3 separate regions of the Homo sapiens genome follow, and all the other regions are linked to region 2. Evidence: read pairs that join two places in POLR2A ChIA-PET (ENCODE). Cell type or tissue: MCF 10A. All regions are shown on one strand.

Evidence for each region. Peaks named below come from ENCODE experiments on the same cell type or tissue, not always from the same donor. Only the 100,000 strongest peaks of a DNase experiment are listed, where the experiment ranks them.
Region 1: POLR2A ChIA-PET joins it to region 2 with 5 read pairs; 2 of 35 experiments call an interaction of 5 or more read pairs at or near these places.
Region 3: POLR2A ChIA-PET joins it to region 2 with 5 read pairs; 2 of 35 experiments call an interaction of 5 or more read pairs at or near these places.

The regions. Positions count from the first base shown.
Region 1 is chr13:30,826,445-30,831,444 of GRCh38, reverse strand. No RefSeq gene overlaps it. Among named protein-coding and RNA genes, the nearest start is that of LINC00398, 26 kb to the right of the region's middle. RefSeq lists an enhancer at 3,517-4,161. In MCF 10A, no CTCF peak of the experiment used is centred here; DNase peaks (open chromatin) are centred at 1,504 and 2,104.
Region 2 is chr13:30,688,051-30,693,050 of GRCh38, reverse strand. No RefSeq gene overlaps it. Among named protein-coding and RNA genes, the nearest start is that of TRN-GTT2-4, 17 kb to the right of the region's middle. RefSeq lists an enhancer at 2,555-2,644. In MCF 10A, no CTCF peak of the experiment used is centred here; a DNase peak (open chromatin) is centred at 2,310.
Region 3 is chr13:30,890,108-30,895,107 of GRCh38, reverse strand. All of the region lies in intron 2 of TEX26-AS1 (TEX26 antisense RNA 1), which reads left to right. Among named protein-coding and RNA genes, the nearest start is that of LINC00545, 10 kb to the right of the region's middle. In MCF 10A, a CTCF peak has its summit at 1,958; no DNase peak of the experiment used is centred here.

The DNA of each region.
Region 1 (5,000 bases), 140 kb before region 2:
CGGTGATTCCCAAGAGCAGCCAGTATTGAGAGCCGGGGACAGAAGGACTTAACCATCCTGGGGTGAGAGCTGGAGGTTGCATTATCATAGGGAACTCTCAAAAATGAAAAAATCCTTTATGACCCAATTCTGAACCCAAATGATGGGATTCAGGCTTCAATGGGTGAGGAGACCCCTCCCAGCCTCTCTCAGTCATTGATACAGGCAGATTCTTACTCAAAATAGTAACTGTAGCTTATATCTCAATTCTCTGTCAGCAATAGGAGACCATGATATTAAGAAAAATAGAACTGCCACAGCTTCCAAACCTGATGTCACTCAATGTCCTTAAGGCCTCAGGATGCCCAGCAGGGAACAAAGTTACTACTTGCTCATCTTTGTATTTCCAGGACCTAGCACTGTGCTGACTGGAAAATATATTTGCTAAGTAGATGAATGAAGGATGAATTGTTGCCCATCTCCTTTATTCAACCATTTGTGTGACCTTGGACTGCACCTCAATTCTAGGATTAGAGCATGTGCTCTCTTTCCCCACCCCAGTCCACTCAGCACCTGCTCTCTCCCCTGGGAAGCTCACCTGTCTGGACCACATCAGGGACTCCCTTCCCCTCTGGTCTCTGGTTGGGTGTGGCCAATGAGGGAAGGAAATGGAGTGAGGGTAGACTCCTTCTCCTCAGGGTCACTCCTGGAGCGGCTGCTTCAGACTTTGTCCTGAGTCACTCCTGAGTCACCTGAGAGGTCACTGCTCTTCTCAAGATGGTCTCCTCTGTGTGACTCTGTCCTCCTGCCCCATCCAGGACCTAGGGATGGTGAGAACTTAGCTGTCACTGACCCAGAGCACTGCACTACCCATTGTGGCCTTCCTGCATCCTGCCCACACCTTTGTAAATAAGACCTCCACAAAGTACCCTAATCTGAGCGTGCCATTTGTTTGCTGTTGGGGCCATAACTGATTGCGGGAGGGACTAAAACAAAATTCTCTGATGTAACTTCCCGCTATAAAAAACTCAAATCAATTCCTAGTACCTTTCCATGAAGTTACTTTATTAGGAAGCAAGTTATCTCTGCATAGGATTGGATCCTAAGCATAGCTGAGCTTTTGATGAGAGGCTGAGAAGGAATGGCACTGAGCCTGATAGGCTACTGCTGTGCCACAGGAGACCACTGATGGCTCAATACCCAGGACTGGGACAGTGGCTGGGAAAGGACATGGCTGTGCAAATGTCTTCTCGGGCTATTGGGCTGTGGGCCAAAACTCATTGGGTACGTGGTGGCCGTAGAAATACATCATTTGGCTCCCTCTTCAAGAGAGCCTGCTGCAGGGAATGTGGATGACTGGCAGCCTCCAGCTGCTGCACCTTCAGACCCCCCATAGGCTTCATGCCAAGCCACACTTCCCCTGGGCTGCTCCCAGCACAAGATGAGCACAGCCGGAGTCCCGGAGCCAGGCCATTGCTGCCCAGCACGAGGATCTTCCAATAAATGCATTTTTCTTGGGTCACCCAACTGTCCTGGCCAAGACTTTCTCAGAACATGTTGCAGCCCGAGGCTCCTCTGGTCTAATCTTTCCTTCCTGCTCTCCCTTCTCAGGTGTCAGAGCTGCCTCTCAGTCTGAAGTCTCTCCCAACCTGATCCTGCTCTCCCTTTTAATCATTCACAGGCATTTGCTCTAGTAAATCTCTTGTTTTTCTCATGTCACTTGGCATTGACTGCTCAGAGAACTCACAGTGGGTACCAGGAGTGGTGTGAGGAAAGTGGTGATAAGATGATATTGGAGACTGGCTCACTTGCTGCCCAGCTGGCAAGTCAGACTCCTTCTGGGATGGAAAGTGGGGACTGGATAATCCCAGACTCAGAGTGACAGCCCAAGTGCTGAAGATTTCATAGTCTGCAACCTGTGAAAATGTCTAGGCCAAGGGGGACAACCTTGCCAGTGCTGGACATTGGCATGTACAAGGGAATAATGCCTGCAAGGACAGGGGAGTTGACTAATGGTTACTAATTTGTTCTGACACCCTACAGACAGGTGATGAGGTATGGAAGACAGCCAATGACTAAGACTAAGCCCCTTTCATGCTCCACACACATTTCTCCTGTGTGTCTCATCCTGCCCTGGTATCTGCCTCCCGGGAGACCTGAACTGACTGGGGTGAAAGCAGACCTTCCTTTAAAAGGAACTGTCTTGCCCACAGTGAGTCATGCCAGGAAGCAGCCAGCTCTGGGACAAGGAAAGGGGCCCATGGTGAAGGGAGAACCCTCCTAGAAGCCAGAGGTCCACTGTGACCCTGATTCCGAAGCACAGAAATCTGGGGAACATTTACAATGGCCATGTGGAGGCAGGTTTAGAAGAAAGCAGGAGGCGGCCGGGTGGGGTGGCTCACGCTGTAATCCCAGCACTTTAGGATGCCGAGGTGGGTGGATCATGAGGTCAGGAGTTTGAGACCAGCCTGGCCAACATGGTGAAACCCCGTCTCTACTAAAAATACAAAAATTAGCCAGGCATGGTGGCAGGCACCTGTAATCCCAGCTACTTGGCAAGCTGAGGCAGGAGAATCACTTGAACCCAGGAGGCGGAGGTTGCAGTGAGCCGAGATCGTACCACTGCACTCCAGCCTGGGCAACAGAGTGAGACTCCGTCTCAAAAAAAAAAAAAAAAAGTCCTTTATCACAAAGTTTGAGTCAAGTCTGCTTGCAAGGATCTCATTCTGGAGTCACACTTCCTTTCACTGTTCCCTGAACCATCCCTAGAGCCTTGTTTAAAATCTCAGCCTGGTCCCTGCTCTGTTGAAGGGCAATGAGGCCCTGTTCTGCACCTGAGGAGAGTAGTGTCCTCCCAACTGTGTGGCCAAGGAAAAGGACAGCTGCCATACAACAGGGGTCCCATGGGAACCTCCACTGGGGTGGAGTGGGGGGCAGGATGAGAAGATGGTCCAGCAGCCTTGGGGCGTCTCCCCAGCACATGGAGGAAGCACCAGGAAGCTCTCAGGAAGAGCAGAGGGAAAAGTCAGAGAGGTGCTAGTGTGCAGCTGGAGAGCTGTAGAAGCGTCAGTATCCTAACTGGGTTAAATGGGAACCAGGTGGTCAAGGGGCCTATATGTCCTCCAGCTGGATAATCATAAGCTGACTACGTTAATTTAGCCAGCTAACACTTCCCAGATTTTTCTCTTTCTTGGTCTCCTGTAGTTAGAGCAACTCCCTGACTTTCCTAAGCCTTCCAAATCCAGAACTCCCACCCTTCCAGACCCTGGACCTCTTGGCCTTTTTTTTAACCTGTGTCTTCTGCAACCTTTGATGACAGTAGCGTCCCCAGGGACATTTATTAAAGTGAAAACTCCTGGGGAAATCTCAGAGGTTCCGACCTAGTAGGGCTGAGGTCGGCCTAACAGTGTGAGTTGTAAGAGATACGCCATGTGTTTGCAGGAGACCCAGAGACCGGCCGAAGCCAAAGCCAGTGGTTCTCAGATGCCATCAGCATCAGAGTTGCCTAAAGCACAGAGGGCTGCTCCCTGTCTCCACAGTTTTTTCAAGACCTCTAGATGGGCCCAAGAATCTGCATTTCCAACAAGTTCTCAGGTGGCGACCATGCTGCTGGTTCAGGGACCTCACTTGGAGAATCTTTGCTTTAAGAGATATGCGCTCCTCCCCCTTCAATTCATCACCCACCAGGGAAGAGTAGTCTCATCATGTCTGCTTCTCTAGACCTCTCCAACAAGACAAGAGGCTCCCACAGACTCTTCTCAGCTGTCAGGGACCTGGACCTTTGCAGACCCATCCTTGCTGGGTGGACTGGGGTCACGTCACAGCTTTTTGTCAGAACCATCAAGACAAAGTGTCAAGTAACTGAGTCCCAGTGTATGTGTGACCCACAATTTACTTATAGGAGGGGGCTTAAAAGTGATACCCTGGTTAGAATGAGGGTCCTGAAGGCCTGTCTTGAAGTGTTGACTTCTCAGCAGGTGAACTATTGTTATTTAGATGGTATTTTCTTTAGAGAGGTAAGGTGGGGGTGGGGGAATAAAGTAGATGGAGATTATTAGGGAGAGGGTTAAAGTCCCCCAAGCCACTCCCTGGGATCTGTCCTTGGAATGGGGCAGGGGTATTGAGCCAGGGCCAAAAACTAAGAGGTAAGTCTAAAGAGAACAAGCGGTAAGATTCCAAATCAGGGAGACCCTCGGAGACAGAGGCACACAGGGGAGAGGCCGGGAGGGCTGAGGCTTCATTTACCGTTCAGGCCAGAGAAGCAGGCCTTTTGCAGACCGGGCCTGAATCTTACAGCGGCCTGGCTCCGGCACTGACCGAAACCCAGCCTAGCCACTAGCATGCCCAGGAGGCCGTTAGCACTTTCTGTGCCTGTTCTCAGTCTCCACAACACTACACCTGGGGGTGCGGGAAGCCCAGAATCCGGCACGAGGAGTTGAGAAATATAATTGATCAAGTGAGGCCAGGGATAGTCCCCCTCGCAGAAGATGATTCTCATGATCTGTCTGAGGATTCGGTCAGAGCGTATGGAGAACCCCAGGTGTTGCCTTTTTTCGTTTTTTGTTTTGTTTTTTTTTTTGAGATAGAGTCTCACTCTGTCTCCCAAGCTGGAGTACAGTGGTATGATCTCTGCTCACTACAACCTCCACCTTCCTGGTTCAAGAGATTCTCCTGCCTCAGCCTCCCAAATAACTGGGATTACAGGCACATGCCTAGCTAATTTTTGTGTTTTCATTAGAGACGAAGTTTCACCATGTTGGCCAGGCTGGTGTCAAACTCCTGACCTCAGGTAATCCACCCGCCTCAGCCTCCCAAAGTGCTGGGATTATAGGCATGAGCTACTGCGTCCAACCAATTGCCTTAATTTGGGGGGTCTTTTTGAAGCAAGAGGTATTAAAGGGGGATAGTAAACCTGGAGAAAAGAAGCTCCCACCTAACACTTAACTGGTGTGTTAAGGATCACACAGTTGGACCCTGCCATGGGAGATGAGGACATTAGCAGAATTCCCCAGAACCCGGAG
Region 2 (5,000 bases):
AGGAACTCAAACAAATCAGCAAGAAAAAAAAACAAATAATCACATTAAAAAGTGGGCAAACAACTTCAAGAGATATTTCTTAAAAGAAGATATACAAATGGCCAACAAATATATTTCTTAAATGCTCAACATCACTAATTATCAGGGAAATACAAGTTAAAACCACAGTGAGATACCACCTTACCCCAGCCAGAATGGCCATTATTAAAAAGTCAAAAAACAACCGTTGTTGGTGCCGATGCAGTGAAAATGGAACACATACATTGTTGGTGGGAATGTAAATTAGTACAATCTCTATGGAAAACAATATGGAGATAATATGGAGATTTCTCAAAGAACTAAAAACAGATCTACCATTGGATCAAGCCATCCCACTACTGGGTATCTTCCCAAAGGAAAAGAAATAATTATATAAAAAAGACTCTTTCTCAGTACCTATGGAAGCATAGGGAAGAAAAGAAGGATAAAAGGGAGAAAAAACAGCACTTGCACATGTATGTTTATTGGAGCACAATTCACAATTGCAAAGATATAGAAGCAACCTAAGTGCCCATCAATGGATGAGTGGATAAATGTGTGTGTGTGTGTGTGTGTGTGTGTGTGTGTATGTGTGTGTGTGAGAGAGAGAGATGGACTACTACTCAGTCAAAAAAAGAATGAAATCATGTTATGTGCAGCAACTCAGATGAAATTGGAGGCCACTGACCTAAGTGAAGTAACTCAGGAAGGGAAAACCAACTACCACATGTTCTCACTTCTAAGTGGGAGGTAAGCTCTAAGTGCGCAAAAGCAGGGTGCTATAATGGACATCAGGAGACTCAGAAGTGGGGACAGTGTGGGGGTGAGGAATGAAAAACTACTCATTGGGTACAATGTACACTATTTGGGTGATGGGTACACTAAAAATCCAGACTTCATCACTATACAATTCATCTATGTAACCAAAGCCACTTTTACCCCTAAAACTATTGAAATTTTTTAAAAATATAATAGGGCCAAGTGCAGTAATTCCAGCACTTTGAGAGGCTGAGGTAGGAGGAATGCTTGAAACCAGGAGTTTAAGACCAGCCTAGGCAATAAAGTGAGATTCCATCTTAACAAAAAATAAAAAATAAAATAAAGTAAATTAGTTGGGCACGTTGGTGCATGACTGCAGCTCCAGCTACTCAGGAGACTGAGGCAGGAGGATTGAGCCCTGGAGTGCAAGACTGCAGTGAGCCATGATCACACCACTGCACTGCAGCCTGGATGACAGAGACCCTGTCTCTAAAAAAAGGTAATTAAAATAAATAAATAAACACACACCTATAATCCTATCACCCACTGGTCACCTTCATCACCACCTTGATATGGAGTCTTCCAGGATTCCTCCGTGTGTGTGTGTGTGTGTCATATAACATCAGATTATTGAGATAGTGGGACTCAAAAGGGTGAGCCAGGAATGAGTTTTTCTCTCCCTACACTGTTTTCAATGCCGCTCAACCAGATATCTTTTCCTTATCCCCAAAGCAAAACATCAGCATATCCCATAGCTTTTTTGGTCATTTTTAAATTTTAACTGGTAGTTCATTTTTAGGAATTAAAAATTCAAGTCCAGGCCAGGCGTGGTGGCTCACTCCTATAATCCTAGCACTTGGGGAGGCCGAGGCGGACAGATCACTTGAGGCCAGGAGTTCGAGACCAGCCTGGCCAACACGGTGACGCCCTGTCTCTACTAAAAATACAAAAAAAAAAAAAAATAGCTGGGCATGGTGGCAGGCACCTGTAATCCCGGCTACTCAGGAGACTGTGGTGGGAGGATCGCTTGAACCCGGGAGGCAGAGGCTGTAGTGAGCCAAGATGGCGCCACGGGACTCCAGCCTGGGTGACAGAGCGAGGCTCTGTCTCAAAAAAAAAAAAAAAAAAAAAAAAATTCAAGTCCAGTCTAAATAAAAACTCCTAATTCTCATTCACTTCACAGCTTTTCCCATTCCCCTAGTTCAAGCCTGGCCCAGGGACAGGACCTGCGGGGGAAGGAAGAAGGTGTAGGCCCCCCAGCCCCACCCCGCCTCACCCTATTCTACTTCCTCCCCAGCTTCTACCCGGACAGGATCAATGAGGGGAAATGGGAGAAAGTGCTTTGTGCTTGTGTGTTTGTTTACTTGGCTGTTGCTGTTTGTTGTCTCTACTAGCAAATGCCCTCTGTTATGGCAGGATATGTCTTCCAAATGCTGCCTATTCCTCTCCTGGAACATCTGTGGAGCTTGTGGAGCTTCCACGTGATCCTTCTGCTGGGGACCTCCCAGGAAGAACATGACCTCAGCTCAGATGCCATGGCAGATGCTGAAGACAGAGCAGCTGGAGGCTGTTGGCCAACTGCATTCTTCAACGCTGAGCAGCAAGTTCTTTCTTGAAAGGAGACCCAAATGCACTCCGCGGCTGCCGTGATCACCTATCTCTAGGGATCCAAAAATACGATATATTTTCGGAGGAGCATTGTTAGCCTGTTAGTTCTACCGCTTTTCCCCTCTGCTCCCTCAGTGAGGAGGGAAAAGGGTGCTTCAGTGCCAGCTCAAGCCAAGCAGAAGTGAAACCGGAAAAGTTCCCTTGTCTCCCTCGCAGGACGTGCGATGAGGGTGTGGCTCTCTTCTTCAGTGTCCCGCTGCTCAAACCTCTAGACGGGCAGGCTGTGGGGCTCCCGCCCCATGGCAGCGTCTAGGGGTGGATATTTACAGCTCCTGAAGCCCCAATGAGTGTGTGCTATTGTGTGCTCTTTCAGTTTCGCTGTCTATAGGCAGCTTGTGTTAACCAGCTCAGTTAGACCCTCTACCTTATCACAAGGACAGAGGGCTTTCTGTATCCCAGGTTCTTGCCTTGGTGTACAGGAAGAATCGGATCACAGGTGGGCTTGGAGAATGAGTGCAAGGTTTTATTCAGTGAAAGTATCTCCCAGCAGAGGGGGGAGCCAGAAAGGAGATGGTTTTCCCCTGGAGTCAGCGGCCCAGGCTTCCCTCCGACTGCTCCAGCCACACTCTGCCTCGTTCCGCTGGTCGATGGTGTGCAGGTGTGCTCCTCTCGACGTCCTTTCAATGTCCAGCCGCTCCTGTCTTCTTCCACCGATGTGTGTCTGCCTGCTAGGGTTTGGGGAAGGTGGGGGAGTTTAATAGGTAGATGGGGGCGTGGCAGGCCAGGATGATCTTGGGAAACGCAACCGTTGGGCGAGAAGGCAGGAGTGCCTGTCTTCACCTAGGTCCGTGGGTACAGGCCCCAGGGGGGTGGAGTCCTAGCCAGGAACCATGCCCTGCCCTTCCCAGCACTTCCTTGCCCCCGTCCCCTAAGGGGACTTAGGAGAGATGCTGGTAGAGAGTAGAAGTCCTCCTCTCCCTGGACAGACTTGTGCCTGGTGCTACTGCAGGATTCTTTTACAACCATCGCTTCCCAACACACCTCTTGCACTCATAACTTGATCTTGAGATCTGCTCCCCAGAGGGTCCAACCTGTCAGAGTAATGGAGAAGAATCTCAGAACTGGTTTCCCCAAAGTGTGGTTAATGAAGCAGTTTTAGCTAATCTCTTTTTAGAGTGTGTGAACACTTTTAACATTTTCCCCTCAGCTTTGAAACACGAACACTTAATATTCTGTTACACACCTATATTTATCCTATTACATACTGTATAAGTCAACTTCCACTAGATAATACTGTGGTAACCAAACTCAAAATATCTGTAGCTCAAGAAATGGGGAAACGATTCCCTATTTAATAAATGGTGCTGGGAAAACTGGCCAGCCATATGTAGAAAGCTGAAACTGGAAACCATCCTTACACCTTATACAAAAATTAATTCAAGATGGATTAAAGACTTAAATGTTAGACCTAAAAACCATAAAAACCCTAGAAGAAAACCTAGGCGATACCATTCAGGACATAGGTATGGGCAAGGACTTCATGTCTAAAACACCAAAAGCAATGGCAACAAAAGCCAAAATAGATAAATGGGATCTAATTAAACTAAAGAGCTTCTGCACAGCAAAAGAAACTATCATCAGAGTGAACAGGCAACCTACAGAATGGGAGATAATTTTTGCAACCTACCCATCTGACAAAGGGCTAATATCCAGAATCTACAAAGAACTGAAACAAATTTACAAGAAAAAAAACAAACAACCCCATCAAAAAATGGGCAAACAATATGAACAGACACTACTCAAAAGAAGACATTTATGCAGCCAACAGACACATGAAAAAATGCTCATCATCACTGGTCATCAGAGAAATGCAAATCAAAACCATAATGAGGTACCATCTCAGGCCAATTAGAATGGCAATCATTAAAAAGTCAGGAAACAACAGATTCTGGAGAGGATGTGGAGACATAGGAATAGGAATGCTTTTACACTGATGGTGGGAGTGTAAATTAGTTCAACCACTGTGGAAGACAGTGTGGCGACTCCTCAAGGATCTAGAACTTGAAATACCACTTAACCCAGTGATCCCATTACTGGGTATATATCCAAAGAATTATAAATCATGCTACTATAAAGACACATGCACACATATGTTTATTGCGGCACTATTCACAATAGCAAATACTTGGAACCAACCCAAATGTCCATCAATGATAGACTAGATTAAGAAAATGTGGCACATATACACCATGGAATACCATGCAGCCATAAAAAAGGATGAGTTCATGTCCTTTGCAGGGACACGAATGAAGCTGGAAACCATTATTCTCAGCAAACTATCACAAGGACAGAAAACCAAACACCACATGTTCTCACTCATAGGTGGGAATTGAACAATGAGAACACTTGGACACAGGAAGGGGAACATCACACACTAGGGCTTGTTGAGGGGTGGGGGGCTGGGGAGGGATAGCATTAGGAGAAATACCTAATGTAAATGAGCAGTTGATGGGTGCAGCAAACCAACATGGCACATGTATACCTATGTAATAAACCTGCACATTGTGCAAATGTACCCTAGAACTTAAAGTATAATATGTATTTATATATTACAT
Region 3 (5,000 bases), 200 kb before region 2:
ATTACATCAAACTATTCATGGTACTGTATTTGGTAGCCTTTCTTTTTATGGCTTAATTATGACATCTATGACCCCATATTACCAATAATTTAAGTTGTTTCTCATTTTTCATGATTAAAATAAAAATACCGCCATTTACATTTTTGCACTTGTATCTTTGGCAACTTGTCCAATTACTGGCTGATAATTCACCCCTAACCTGGATCAGATATTATGCTCTTTTTCAAGGATTTTGATACATAATGTCAAACTGATCTCCAAACTAAAATTCCCAAAACCATAGCAGGAAGTTACCTATTTCCCAAAGTCCTAGCCAAAACTGTGTATTATTATTCTATTTTATTTTTCCCCACCACGTTGGAGAATTTTATTGTTTTAATTTTTTTAATTTGTTACCAGGAAGGTTAAAACTTTTTATGTTTATTGGCCATTTTTATTTTTTCTGCTGTGAATTTGCAATTTAGATCCATTGTTAACATATGGAGACATCTTTTCCTTATTTGTTTGCAAGAACTCTTTATATATTAAACATGTTACCTTTTAAAATTTTTATCATTTGCCTTTCTGCTTGATAAATTCCAAAATATATCAGAATATATTTTTTACCATTCAGAAATTTTGAATCTGTGTGTATGTGTGTGTGTGTGTTTTAAGCCCTTGAGTCTAGCAATATTTTTCACTATGACTTTGTCCTGAGATCCCCAGTTATAAAGTTTTTCTCTATTTTCCCCCAAATCATAACAATATTTTTAAAAATTTTCTTCCAATGCATTTATAATTTGATTTTTTAAGATTGAACTTATCTCAAAATTAACTTGCAACTAAAAAGCTGATATGTGTGGTTTCTTCTCTAGACTCAGTGATTCTATAAATTTATCAGTATCCAAGACTGTAATAGATAGATTAAACAAAATTTTGTCTATTTCTTTTTTTTTTTTTTTTTGAAACAGAGTCTTGCTCTGTTGCCCAGGCTGGAGTGCAGTGGTGCGATCTCAGCTCACTGCAAGCTCCGCCTACTGGGTTCAGGTCATTCTCCTGCCTCAGCCTCCCAAGTAGCTGGGATTACAGGCGCCTGCCACCACGCCCGGCTAATTTTTTATATTTTTAGTACAGACGGGGTTTCACCGTGTTAGCCACGATGGTCTCGATCTCCTGACCTCGTGATCCGCCCGCCTTGGCCTCCCAAAGTGCTGGGATTACAGGCGTGAGCCACCGCACCCGGCCCCAAAAATTTGTCTATTTCTTTGAATACCAATGTTCTCCTCTAAAAAGCAAAAACAGTGAAATCTCCTCTGCTTGTAATATTGTGAATAAACATGTTTCGAAAAGTGTCAAATGCTATAGCAGTATAACAATTATGACTAAATTCAGCTTCAGGATGAGAAAGAAGTGAGACACAGGAATGAAACATTTGAGTTCTCCCAAGAAGGGAGAATACTCGGCAATAAGTTTCCTTGATTTGAACTGATGAACTCACTAAGTCACACACTTGGGAGCCATTGGGGGTGGTGTAGGATAAAGGTATTTTCTGAGCATGTCAGTGATACTTTATACATATCACAGATTTGACTTAATACTGCCAAAAAAAAAGACCCACCAAGATTCAAGTTTAATAACTTAAAAAGTAAGAAGAGGTTAATTATCAGGTATTTTATATGAAAAAAATGCATTCCTTAAGTTGTTTTGATTCTCCATAAACCTCAGGCCAAATTTTTTAGATTTATGTAAAACTACCACCTCTATTGCACAGTACTTGCAAGCCTTCTCCCTTTTTTTTTTCTCTAATCAGAGTAGTGAGGATGAGATAGGTTCAGAAGCAGCAAGCCAGGCCACCCCACTCTTGTTCCAACATTCTGGGCTCTGCTCAGAGCCGCCTCCACCCACACCAGAGCCTTGCACAGGAATTCAGTGTGCTGTCACTTGGCGGCCTTTGCCGGAGTGGCCAGAGGGGGCGCTGGCGAGAGCTAACAGCCTCCCACCCTTGTGCTTCTTCCATTGGCCCTGGACGTGAATAAATCATGCCACTGACAACTGATGGGACTCAACTTCAAAGATGAGAGAAATTACCCAAGGGGAAACAACACCAAGTTTATGAGTGAAGAGTTAAGGAGCTGTTCTTAACATTTCTGAAAGGATACCAAGAACCTACTGAATAATCCACAGTCATTCATCTTTTTTATAGTTAGTTTGCTCAGGGTCCTGAAGGACATTATCAGAAACGTGAGACATTTGGAACAGTATTCAAGTATGTGAACTAAAGCTTCCCTCATTTTCTCAGATGAAAGCTAGTAAATGTAGCAATGAGAGATACAAGAGAGCAATGTCCCACCCTCATTAGCTCATTATGGGGCTATGATTGAATTTGAGGAAAAAATCTTGATTCTACAAAATGTGCCCTTCATTTTCTTTTTTCTTTCTGTGCTATTGAACACTTTGAAGATATACCCTTTTTTTCTTCTAAGAAAAGCAAAAAAAAAATAAGTGTGACAACACTTTTTTTCATGACTCTAAGTTTGTCCTACTTATATAAAAAGTACAGAATAACAGCTATCATTTCCTATATGCCTGGACCTATTAAGGTAAATACTATCCATTTTCTAGATAAGAAAAATGACTCTCAGAGAGAGCAGGTTACTTGCCTAAATTGTTGGAGTTAGGATTTGAACCCTGCTCTGTCTCACTCAAAAGCTTTTGCTCTTTCCAGTACTCAAGGATGAAAAGAGGAAATGGAACCTTGCTGAGTTTTTTAAATCCTGAAACAATTTTCATCCATCAATTCTTGGAATCTAATTCTTTGAGGTTTCTATTAGATCTAAAGAGCTAAATTTCTTGGTTGTGTCTTCTTTCATTCCATCCCTGGGGAACTACAATTCAGGCTCTTTCTCTGACTGCTTGGTTAGCTGGTCCCTCATTCCCACAGGGTGATCCTCCTTCTACTTTCTTGTTACTTTGCAATCTGATAGAATCTCAAATCTATATATTGCCTCACTCATGAAGTATGGATTTTTGATCTACTATAATACATGCTAAAATAGTAAAATTCAACTCCTAATGGTCCCCAAAAGATTTGAATGAAAGGACATTCTAACATACAGCCAGAGAGAGACTTAGACATTGAGAAGAATATAATTCAATATTTGTGAGGTATTCAGATGGTACTGAGTACTTATCACAACATGAAACAATTGGCATGACTTTCTACCTCAGAGGTCCCCATTCTCAAGGCAAATACGGCAGAAACTGTGGATATATGCAATAGAAAAGGGATTTGAAACAGCCAGGTGCAGTGACTTATGCCTGTAATCCCAGCACTTTGGGAGGCCGAGGCAGGTGGATCACCTGAGGTCCAGGAGTTCAAGACCAGCCTGGCCAACATGGTGAAACCCCGTCTCTACTAAAAATACAAAAATTAGCCAGGTGTGGTGGCCGGCGCCTGTAATCCCAGCTACTCAGGAAGCTGAGGCAGGAGAATCGCTTGAACCCGGGAGGCAGAGGTTGCAGTGAGCCAAGATTGCGCCACTGTTCTCCAGCCTGGGTGACAAGAGTGAGACTCCATCTTAAAAAAAAAAAAAAAAAAGAGAGAGAGAGATTTGAAAAACAAGGACCCTCCCTAACAAGTCATGGCAGGACTTGACATGTAAATACTATAATCGTTTAACTCTGTGAAACTTTAAAAGAGTATCAGAACATTAGAAATATCAATTTTCTTTGTCTTTTTCACTAGACATACTGGCACAACTGAGCCTCATACCTCTACATAGGCATTTGGTAAATATTTGTTGGAAAAAATGAATGATCAATTACAGCTAAGCCCATTATTCTTTTTACTATTACAGCTCTATTATTTGATTTATTTATTTGTTCAACAAATTTTTATTACATTGAATTGGCAAACACCATAAAAGATGCTGAGAATACAACTTTAAAATGAATACATTCTTCCTGTCCTCATATAACTTTCCTCTTCTACTTAACCATCTGTTTAACCTAGGGCAATGCTTTCACAGTCCCTTTCTTCATATAAAACAAGAGGAGTAACAGCTTTTCTAAATACCTCTATGGAGTTGTTGTGACAATGAAGTAAGATAATACAATTTCTAAACTGTGAAGTTGTATACTAATATGTCATCTACAAATTATACAAGTTAGAATGCAACCAACAAACAGCTTCATTCAAAATAGCTTAAACAATTGAGGGAATTTGTTGGCTCAAGCAACTGAAAATGCCAGATGTAATATTGGCTCCAGATAAGGCTTGATCCAGGAGCTCAACAATGTCACCAAGAACCTTATTTGTTCCTAGCTCTTCACATTGCCCTTTTTGGGGCCAAATTCTAAGGCTGACTCTCTTTGAGATCCCCTATGGCTTCCAGGAGCTCTTAGGGCTGTTGCTTCCTCATTCTAATCCAGAAGGGAAGCAAGGAAGCAGGAGAGCATTCCTGCCTAATGTTTCCAAGGAAAATCTGAAAATTCATTCTGATTGGACCCCCCTTAAGACACATGCCCCCTCTGCAGCCAATATCTGTGTTCCAAGAAATGGAAGGCACGGATTGGCTTAGCTTAGACCTCATGCCTCACTCCCGTCAATAAAGTCAGCTTCCCTGGAATCTCATGGATCCCCCCCAGTGGAAGGTGGTAGGCTGCTTAGAAAAGAACACAGATAAGAGAATAGATGATGAATATGTGACAAACCAACAAACTGCTTGATTTGCTGGAGTTGAAGCAAAAGTCAACCAAATAATACTGCCTAAAATCCATTTTATGATCACAGGTAACTAAGGACAACTAAATATTTGGAAAAAATGGAGGCTTGAGTAGACTTTCTATGGTGTATATGGAAATTATGTATGTAAATAGGACTCTGAAATGTAAGATAATTAACAAAATAATTGACATAATTCACTATTCTACTCCAGATAGTGACCACATAGTTTAAATAAATTTTTGACACATTAAAATTTTGCCTGTCCAATAACAGATACTTTCAAGCATTAAAAAAA